Linked DNA regions of Homo sapiens: all the other regions are linked to region 1. A link is a contact called in ENCODE Hi-C or POLR2A ChIA-PET data. All regions are on one chromosome and are shown on one strand. Each heading gives the region's core, a stretch centred on a gene start or an enhancer-like site at or near the end of the contact. The rest is flanking DNA. Distances are from core to core; before and after follow the strand shown.

What was found. Hi-C counts contacts between places; a loop is a spot of excess contacts on that map. ChIA-PET counts read pairs that join two places held with the same protein, here RNA polymerase II (POLR2A). Pooled maps may share reads with other maps.
Region 2: a pooled map shows a loop between it and region 1 (22-fold over the local background). The contact joins the promoter of TTC28-AS1 here to the promoter of FBXO7 in region 1. A Hi-C loop is called at or near these places in 1 of 168 maps with a recorded cell type or tissue (CD8-positive, alpha-beta T cell), 1 of 37 single-sample maps with no recorded cell type and 8 of 50 pooled maps.
Region 3: a map of CD4-positive, alpha-beta T cell shows a loop between it and region 1 (11-fold over the local background). The contact joins the promoter of EWSR1 here to the promoter of FBXO7 in region 1. A Hi-C loop is called at or near these places in 3 of 168 maps with a recorded cell type or tissue (CD4-positive, alpha-beta T cell, CD4-positive, alpha-beta memory T cell and CD8-positive, alpha-beta T cell) and 7 of 50 pooled maps. POLR2A ChIA-PET finds 5 or more read pairs at or near these places in 1 of 52 experiments (activated CD4-positive, alpha-beta T cell).

The regions. Positions count from the first base shown.
Region 1 is chr22:32,473,245-32,476,195 of GRCh38, reverse strand. It overlaps FBXO7 (F-box protein 7), which reads right to left and starts at 1,385. Exons shown (of 9, transcript NM_012179.4): 1 at 1,072-1,385. The coding sequence starts at 1,193. RefSeq lists enhancers at 869-1,038, 624-1,124, 1,293-1,462, 1,125-1,625, 2,351-2,410 and silencers at 795-1,104, 1,115-1,304.
Region 2 is chr22:27,917,675-27,920,625 of GRCh38, reverse strand. TTC28-AS1 (TTC28 antisense RNA 1) reads right to left here and starts at 1,250. Exons shown (of 5, transcript NR_026963.1): 1 at 1,081-1,250. PITPNB (phosphatidylinositol transfer protein beta) reads left to right here and starts at 1,370. Exons shown (of 12, transcript NM_012399.5): 1 at 1,370-1,454. The coding sequence starts at 1,435. It overlaps MIR3199-1 (microRNA 3199-1), which reads left to right and starts at 14; the gene lies at 14-101. It overlaps MIR3199-2 (microRNA 3199-2), which reads right to left and starts at 100; the gene lies at 15-100. RefSeq lists enhancers at 850-1,029, 200-1,184, 1,185-2,170 and silencers at 1,340-1,409, 1,600-1,919.
Region 3 is chr22:29,266,709-29,269,659 of GRCh38, reverse strand. It overlaps EWSR1 (EWS RNA binding protein 1), which reads right to left and starts at 1,392. Exons shown (of 17, transcript NM_005243.4): 1 at 1,311-1,392. The coding sequence starts at 1,323. RHBDD3 (rhomboid domain containing 3) reads left to right here and starts at 1,679. Exons shown (of 7, transcript NM_012265.3): 1 at 1,679-1,912; 2 at 2,083-2,234. RefSeq lists a silencer at 1,047-1,136 and enhancers at 1,307-1,366, 1,477-1,536, 929-1,800.

The DNA of each region.
Region 1 (2,951 bases), core at 136-2,635:
GAAAACAGGCTTACTTTCAATCTAATAATGTCTTAACCAGGAAAATGAAAGGGCGAGAAGTTCAGAATAACGGCCTCATTTTACCCAATTCCCTAAAAATAAGGTGAAAACGTAGGAAGGTTTGCTTTTGTTTTGAAGAATTCACCTAAAAATCCCCAGGGAACATCTTTTTCATTTTTCCTTAGCACACTCAAGTTTCAAATTCACTAGCTCAGTATTTGAAGAGGACCACTCTTACCTTGCCGCTTTACTCCCAAATTATTGTCCCCAAAAAGTATCTTTTAGGGAAACAAAGCAGCTTCACCTGCAGTCCCACAAACCAATAACAGAATATGATCCTTTCTCAACTTTACTGCCCCCAAACTGCAAGCTCTCAAGATCAACGTTTGCCTCAGTTTTAGCAAAAAAGCAACATTTCACCCAAGAAAATGAAATGGTCTGAAACACGCCTACACGCTGTCCTTTCTAAAACTTTTCGGCGGCGAAGTCCAAGCGCTCACCGCGGTGCTCGGCGCATGAACACAACAGAATCTAAAATTGTTGCCGCTTCACAGCAGCGATACAAGCTACCGGTGGCCTCGGATTGAGGGCAGATTTTTAACTTCTAGCAATTTCCAAACTTTTTCATTGAAATACTCCAACAGCTGAAGAAATTAACTCGGACCCCTCACAGTCCAGAAAGGTTTAACCCAAGCCAAGCTCATCATTTCCAACTTGAAATCTAACCAGTTGTGGAAATTGTGCGTTCCCTCCTCTCCCTGGTTCCGTTTACTGCAAAACCAGAAGCCATGACTCACCGAGGAGGGGACCAGAGCCCCCGGGAGGCCGGGCCATGTTCTCCAGGAGCCGGACCCCAGCCGACCACCCGCGCTTCCCGTCGCCTGCACCCTCCGGCTCCGCGACGCCCGGAAGAGCCCGGGCCTCCCGTGAAGGCCCCCCCGGCGTCCCCGCACTTGGCCTATCGCCCGGCCACGCCCGCGCCTGCAGCCCACAGATGACGCCAACCCGCCCTGCACCCACCCCAAGCACTCCCCACTCCCCGCGGGCCGCCCAGCCCCGGCCCCAGCGTACCTGTACCCCCAGGTGCACAGCAGGGACTGCCTCAGGTGCGAGCGCAAATGCCCCAGCGTCGGCTCCGTCTCGGGCACCTCCAGCGGCCAGGTCCGCTTCAGAAGCCGCACCCGCAGCCTCATGACGGCGGCAGGCGGCCCGAGGGGCCTGGACCCGGAAGCGGCGACGGGGACGGCGGCGGGGCCGAGCAGCTCCCGCCCCAAACGGCGACGACCCCGGACTGGCGACTACCGGAGCTGAGGGGTAGCTGAGGCGAAACGGGGAAAGAGCCCCGCCACAGTGGCCGCCCTGCCACTCGGTCTCTGGAATAGAGCGCCCGCCCCTCTCCTGAGGGCGCCTCCTGGAGCCGACCCCGAGAGCTGGAGGCGGGCAGGCGGCCTAAAGGAACCGGGCCTCTCGGGGTCGGCCGATCGATGACTCCGCGCGCAACGGCGCTGCCTGAGAGCGCGGGCACAGTGCGCAGGCGCCGAGATGCGGCCGCTCGCTGGCATCCCAGATTTTCCGCGGCGGTGGCTGGGACTCCCAGTACTTACTCCCTGTGTGCGTGGAACAACGGTAGCGCTGATAGGGATGCTGCAGACAGACAATACAGTCGCCACTCCCCAGGACCAAGTGTCACCCCCTTTCTTCCGTGGCCCTCAGTTCCAGCGGCATCTGCTCTGAGAAGCCTTAGGTTAATCCTTAGGTTGGCCGGGCGCGGTGGCTCACGCCTGTAATCCCAGCACTTTGGGAGGCCGAGGCGGGTGGATCGTTTGAGCCCAGGAGTTCGAGACCAGCCTGGGCAACATGGTGAAACCCCCCCCCCCATCTCTACAAAAAATACAAAAAATTAGGTGTGGTGGCGCCTGCCTGTAGTCCCAGCTAGTTGGGTGGCTGAGGCGGGAGGGTCGATTGAGCCCGGAGGTCGAGGCCTCAATGAGCTGTGATCGCACCACTGCACCTCAGCCTGGTTCCACAGAACGAGACCCTGTCTCAAAAAAAAAGTAGAACTATTTGTAGCCAGTAATCTATGTCCGACAGTTTATTAGAACTCTGTGGCTGCATAACAATCACCCCAAAGTTTAACGCAATAAACATTTGTTGTCCCACAGGTTTTAGAGGTAAAGGGATTTGGGGATGCGTGGCTGGGTGGTTCTGTCTCCAGGTCTCCCATGAGATTACAAACTGTAGGCCAGGGCAGCAGTTATTGACTAGGGCTGGAGGATCGGCCTCCAGGATGGCACAGTCATGACTGTTGGCCAGAGACCTGTTTTCACCACGTGAACCTCCCCATAGGGCTGTTTGAGTGTCCCCATGACATGGCAGCTGGCTTCCTTCAGAGCAGGTGATCCCAGAGAGACCAAGGTATAAGCCACAATGTCTTTTATGACCTAGCTCCAGAGGTCACATACGGCTTTTGTCATATTTACAAACCAACCCTATGTGTGAGAGGATCCAGCCAAAGGTATGAATGCCAACAGACAGGGATCGCTGCGGGCCATCCTGGAGGCTGGCTACCATAGAGGGTCTAACTAATGATAACTTAGATGAGAGAGAGTATCAAGTTTCGTCCTTGTGTGATAACCATAGTCCAAATCCTTAGAGTCAAATAAAGTTTCTCCCAATAGGTGGCAGCACTTGTCCACATCCTGCCCTTGATTCTGCAAATAAATATGTATTGATTGCCTACTTTGTGACAGATACCCCACATGCTGGAGACTCAAGAGACCAAAAAGACATGTTTCTGCCCATGCAAAGTTTACAGTTGAGTGAATCAGCTCTTTCAGTAGAGTGTAAAAAGTCTCTGCTTTATGATAGACATAAATACAGACCTGAGGAATGGGATTGTTAGAAATGTTTGTTTTTTGATGTTGTAAAGAAATAGCACTTGAATATAAATT
Region 2 (2,951 bases), core at 1-2,500, 4.6 Mb after region 1:
ATAAGAGAAACTCGGTGACTCCAGGGACTGCCTTAGGAGAAAGTTTCTGGAAGTTCTGACATTCCAGAAACTTTCTCCTAAGGCAGTCCCTGGGAGTCACTGAGTCAGTCCATTTCCGTTATTTTTTTGGAGGCAGCCCTAACTCCACAGATGTATTCCACTATCAGATACACCAGATGTTTATACAAAAATGTTTTCGTGATATTTTAATCGTCTTAATAGCCTTTCAACAGGTTCTCATGGTTCTTAGAAGACAAATTCTTTACTATGGCCTAGTAATCCAGTTGGTCCCAGCTCATTTCCCACCCTCACTTAGGATGTTCTGGCCACATCTGCCCTCTAGCTGATCCTTGAACACCCTAGGCTTACTCCATCCTCGGGTCATATTTCCCTCCAACTGGAATGCCCCTCTCACATCCTAACAGGCTAGGCTCAAACACCGCCTCCTAAGACAGCCCTTGTCTTGAGTCCTCTGCTTCTCCCAGTACTCCACTGTATTCATAGCATAGCACTTCCCCACCACCCCAAATTCTCCCTGCTTTCTTTCCAAGTGAGTTGTCTCCTCTAGACTGTGAGCTTCTTGAGAACAGGGACTGTGTCTGCTTCTAGATGCATCCCCACTGCCTAGAACCGTGTCTGACACAGAGCAAGCCAGCGACCTCCGGGCTGCGGCTTTGAGGCCCACGGCGCTTTCGGTGTAACTGCGCGAACCAACTCCTGAACAGCCCGCTTTCCTGGGTCTCGAGGCCAAGGGCCTCTTTTCTCCCAGAGGGCCTCCGTCGGGAGTGCTGGCCGCTCATCCTGCCGAGTCACAGGTGAGGTTTAGGATTCTCCGCCGCGGTGGACCTCCACGAGACCGCGAAGCAGGTGAACGTCCTCCCGCGGAACCTGAGCTGCCAAGGGCTGGGGAGGGGAACAGAAGCTGGCGTCGGCTGCCTCCAGAACCTGTCAGGAGTCTTTTATGTGGACTATGGAGGTGAGGTGTCGGTCAAGGAGGTGGGCCCTGACTCGGAGCAGTGAGAGAGAGCAGAAAACCAGTCACCGCAAAACGGCTTCCAAAGAACCAACTGGAAAACTCACCGGAAAGCGTAGGCTGCCCAGACGCCCCGAGGGACCAAAGCTGAAGGGAGGAGCCCTCGTAAGCAGACAAGAGTGCGCGCGTCGAGCTTGCGCAGCCGCAGTAGAAGCCGCACGCTCTTCGGCAGGCTGCGCAACCGCAGTGGAGGCCTCGTGTGCCCGGGGTGGGGCACGAAACTGGGCGGAGCTAGGCCCCCTCGCGCGCTGACGCGACTGGTCGCGGCGGAAGGGTGTAAGCACGCAGGCGCGATGGTGGCTCGGGGGGGCAGGGAGGCGGGGCCGCGCAGGCGCTGTGAGAGGCGGTAGCGGCGGCGGCGGCGGTGGTATCGGCGGCAGCTGTGAGGGGGTTCCGGGAAGATGGTGCTGATCAAGGAATTGTGAGTGGGTCTGTGGGCGCGAGCGAGGCCGTGGGACGGCAGTGATGGGAGATTTGTTGATGGAGAAGTGGTAGGATATTCCTAAATCGGAGTCAGCCCTGTGTCAGCCCCTCCCTGCGGGCGCCCCCTCCCTCCCCCGGCCCCTTCGAAGCCCCTCAGCGAGTGCGCCCCTCGGCCCTCCAGGCATTGCCGTGGTAACACGCCCTCTCCCTTCCCCGGGGCGAAGGCGGCTGGGTCCCGGCCCGAGCGCATGGCTCGGGAAGGCGCGGCCGGGAGTTTCCGCTGGGACCCGCCTTCTCCCCAACCCCCCACCCCCAGGCTGGGTCTGGGCCCACCCCCAGGCCCGCCGGTGGGAAGGAGCCGCAGTCCGAGGGTGGGAGAGACACGTTGGTTCTGACTGTGATTTGTCGTCCGGGGTGGAGTCCCCTGGTAACCAGCGGGAGATGGGCTTGCCGGTTGAAGGCAGCCCTCGTGTCAGGACTCGCGGTGGGACGCTGGCGCCTTGAAGTTCGTGGTGGAGCCGGGATTCCGGAAAGCCTCCGCTCTCCTGGGCAGCTCCGCTGACTTGACGGGAGAGCCTTTTCTCTTTTTGGTTTCCGCATGTTTTAAGATGAGGTGACATCCCGGGCCCCACCTACTTTCTTAGAAGTTAACACGTGCTCTGTCAAATGGAGGGATTTCGAGGTGCATCCGACTGGCCAAGTGATTTTGTTGAAAAGTCACGGCTTTTCCTACTGGCAAGGACTGTAAACATTACGGAAATCTGCTTGCCTCTGAATGTTCGTCTGTCACAGCTGGTTCGTGTCGTCAGCATCCTTTGGGCAGCTAGGGAGGTCGAGTATGGCCCATTCGTTGGTTTTCAAATTCTTCATTTTAAATTCTTAGAAATATTTTTGGCTTAATTTAGCTTTTTTCAGACACCTTATTTTTAGTGTTCTTAAACCTCCTTTAAAAAGTCACTGATGCACTTCTCTGAGACTTAATACCTCCCAAAGACTCCCTGTCTCACCCAGAATAAAAGTCAAAGCCTCTGCAACAGCTACAAGGCTTTACACTTTTTTTTCCTGCCCTGATCTCATTTACTACCTTTTCCTTGCCCATTCCATCTTCGCAAGCTTCCTTGCTGTTCCTCTGCTACTCTAGAATAAGTTCAGTTCAAGACCTTTCCACCTGCTTTTGTTCCCTTTGCTTGAAGTGTTCTTCCCTTGGCACACTAACTCACCTTCTTCCAGGTCTTTGCTCAGACGTCACCTTCTCAGGGAATCCCTTTCTGAAGACCTAATTGTAGTTCCCACTATTTGGGGTGGTATTTGTCTTCCCTGCTTTATCGGTCTCCATAGTACTTATCACCATCCAACATGCCAATACAATTTATTATTATTATTTTTCTCCTACTAGTTGTGTTCTCTTTTTACATGTAAGGGCCATGAGTTTGTTTTGCTCACTCTCATATCCCCAGTTTTTAGAATAGTCCCTCGCATGTAATAGGTGCTCAGT
Region 3 (2,951 bases), core at 143-2,642, 3.2 Mb after region 1:
TTTATTGACCACAGATGGGGAGAATTCTTAAACTGTCCTTAAGTTGCTGGATTCTGGACTCCAAAAACTCTGGAGTGCCCAGAACTTTTCCTGTCTTCCTTCTCATCTTCTCCCACTGTCTCTAAGGCCTGGAACCAGGTGGCCTGAGAATACCCCCGGGGCAAAAATGCTCCACCCTGCCAATTTTCGCGGGTTAGTGTACCCACAGATTGCGAACTGCAGGTGATGGCTAGGCGACACTCTTAAACGCTCCTTCCATCAAGGACCACTCTACTCCCATTTTGGAGTTCCCAACCGGGGCTTGCTTGCAAGTGCCTTTAAGATTGCTTCTACTGGCCTTTTTTCCCCTCTCCTCTGTCGACCTACGAAATCAACAGGCCTGCCGGCCTAACGCAGGCGAATAAACGTGCGAGGCCACTGCTGAAACATAATTCAAATGAAGGCTCGGCCTTTTGTTCCTCCTAGGTCAGAGAGACCAGAAATATCTTTCTGGTAGCGTTTCTCGTCTCTCGACCCAGGCTGGCCTTATTATACAACGGATGTCCCTCGGCGTTTGCAGAAAAAGGGCCCTGGGAAGCCACTTAATTGGTTTTGGGGGAGGGGAGGACGTGGATTAATAACGATAAAAATGGAGAAGCCCAAGAAAGCGGCAAACTGGGGGCCCTGGAGGAGGGAAGCACATTCTGTCTAAAGCCCAGGCGAGCAGAAGTTCGGCTTGGGGCTGGAAGCCACAGAGGGGGCAGCTCGGCAGCGCCAGACGCCCCAGCCGACTGGGTCTTAAGGATGACGGGGCTCCCGCTCATAGGCCGGCACCCCTCGGCCCACAAATCCACGGTATCTTTATTTGCTTTTTCCCCTGGTTTCTCAGGAAACCCTGAAAACGGGGAGGGAGGCCTCACAGGGACAGCAGCCTGCGGGCCCCCCGGCGGTTTCATAGTGACCGGCTTGAGGCCTGGCCAAATCCTCCCCTTCACGCAGGGCCTCGAAGGCCGCAGGCCCCGCCCACGTGGCGGGAGGCCCGGAGCTCAGGGCGCGAGGACCGCCACACAATGGAGGCCAAGGCGGGCCCCGCGCGCCCCCGCCGCAGCAAGCCCCCCGCGCGCCACGGGCGCCGGAAGATTCCAGAACCGGCCCGCCCGGTTGGGGGAGGGGAGAGGAATGCGGATCCCCGAGCTCGTCGGGCCGCGGCGGGTGCCTCAACCCCCTCTCGGCAACTCCACTCAGTCTTCCCAGCCAAGCCCAGAGACGAACGACCCCCAGTTTGGGCGTTCCGGCTACCGCCGGCGCGACCGCAGTTCCACCATACTCACCCGTGGACGCCATTTTCTCTCCTTCCTCCTCGTTCTCTCAACGTCCGTCTCCCTCTCGCTTTCCCTCTAGGCGCCGCACTGCGCAGGCGCAAATCTCGCAACCCCGGGCGCGACCATCGGGCCAGGCCACGGGGGTGGGGTCAGGAGGGATGAACCACCGCTTACTCGTTCTTCGCGTCCGCAACTCTTGTCCCAGTCCTCTCTAAAGAGCGCCCGACGTGACACTCGGGCCAAAATAGCATCTAAGGGGCCAGAGCGGGGGTGAGCGGGTCTCAGCGTGAAACCGGAGAGGCTCTCAGCACGAGACTAGGCTGTTTGGAATGGTTCCGTCCGCTGGCTCTAGGGACGGTCGCTGAAGAGTCGGCCCTGCAGGGAGACGGAGATCGGCGGGAGGGCTGGGGGAAGGGACCCGGACTAGAACAACTGCTGACTAATCCGCGGGCCGCGGGGAATGGGTGGCGCGCCAGCCGGTCGGCAGGGGTCACGCGGCCGGGTGTGCGCGGAATGGATTCAGGGTTCTCGGGTCGCGCCCGGGAGCTAGAGTCCTGACTCCCAGCCGGGGTCCCCGACCGGCCTTTCGGGGTTGCCGGGCGCGCTCTGCAGTGAGTACCCGGGACGCGTGGCCCGGGCCAGCGGGGAAGGGTCCCCAAGGCCGGTCGGCTGGGTGGGAGGCCTCGAACGCCGTGCCTGGCCCCGAGACCCTATCCCCGGTAACGGTCGAGGTGGAGCAGGCCCTTTAATCATCCCTCATCCGATATCCTTGTTTCTACAGAAGGGGAAACTGAGGCCCAAGGAAATTGAGTATCTCTGCAAAGTCACCAGCTGAGTTCGAACCAGACAGATCCTGGGACCCCCTACTCTATCCGCCACCGGAAGAATCTCCGTCCTTGTCTTTCCATTCTGCCCTCCCGGCTTCCCAGTAAGGTAGGCAGGGCCTGGTGGTGCACTGCCCCGTTTCATAGATTGAAGAAAGTGAGGTCCAGGGGGCTCAAGTCCCAGTTCCGAGTGTCCACGGGTAAGCCCTTCACCCTTGCTAAGGTGCCCAGAGCTGGGGAATGGTTGTGAGGTGTCGATGCAGGAGGAGGTTTACGGTGGGTGCCTTGGCCCCAAACCCTGCCTCCAGGCAAGGCTGACCCTGCCCACCTTCCTGGACCTCTAGCCCCAGCCCCCTAGGTGGATGCCCGGGTCCGCGAAGGGCAGGGTTCACCTTCAAATCCCTCGGCAGGACCAGGAGCCAAGCTAGTGTCCTTTTTTCAGTGAACATATATAAAGCACTGGCTGTGTGCTGTGAATACCCTGGGGAATGTGGGGTTGGATCAGAGGAGCCATGAGCTCAGACCACCTGCCTAGGGAGACAGACTGGCCAAGCTGTGCTCCTAAGGATAAGATCCATGATGTTAGGGGGCCAGAGGAGGGGAAGGGATATTTGAGCTGGGCTTCCAAGGGTGAAATAGGAGTTTGCCTGCTGGCAAAATGGAGGGAAGGACAATGCAGGCAGAGGAGCTTTCCACATTTTTCCTGCAGGAAACTGGTAGATGTGGAGAAGGCGCTTGGCAGGGGAGCAAATTAGGCAGCCTTCTTGTCTCTCTGGGATCCTGCTTCCTGCCCTGAATCAGCTCAGTGGGAGTCCTGGGACCGAGA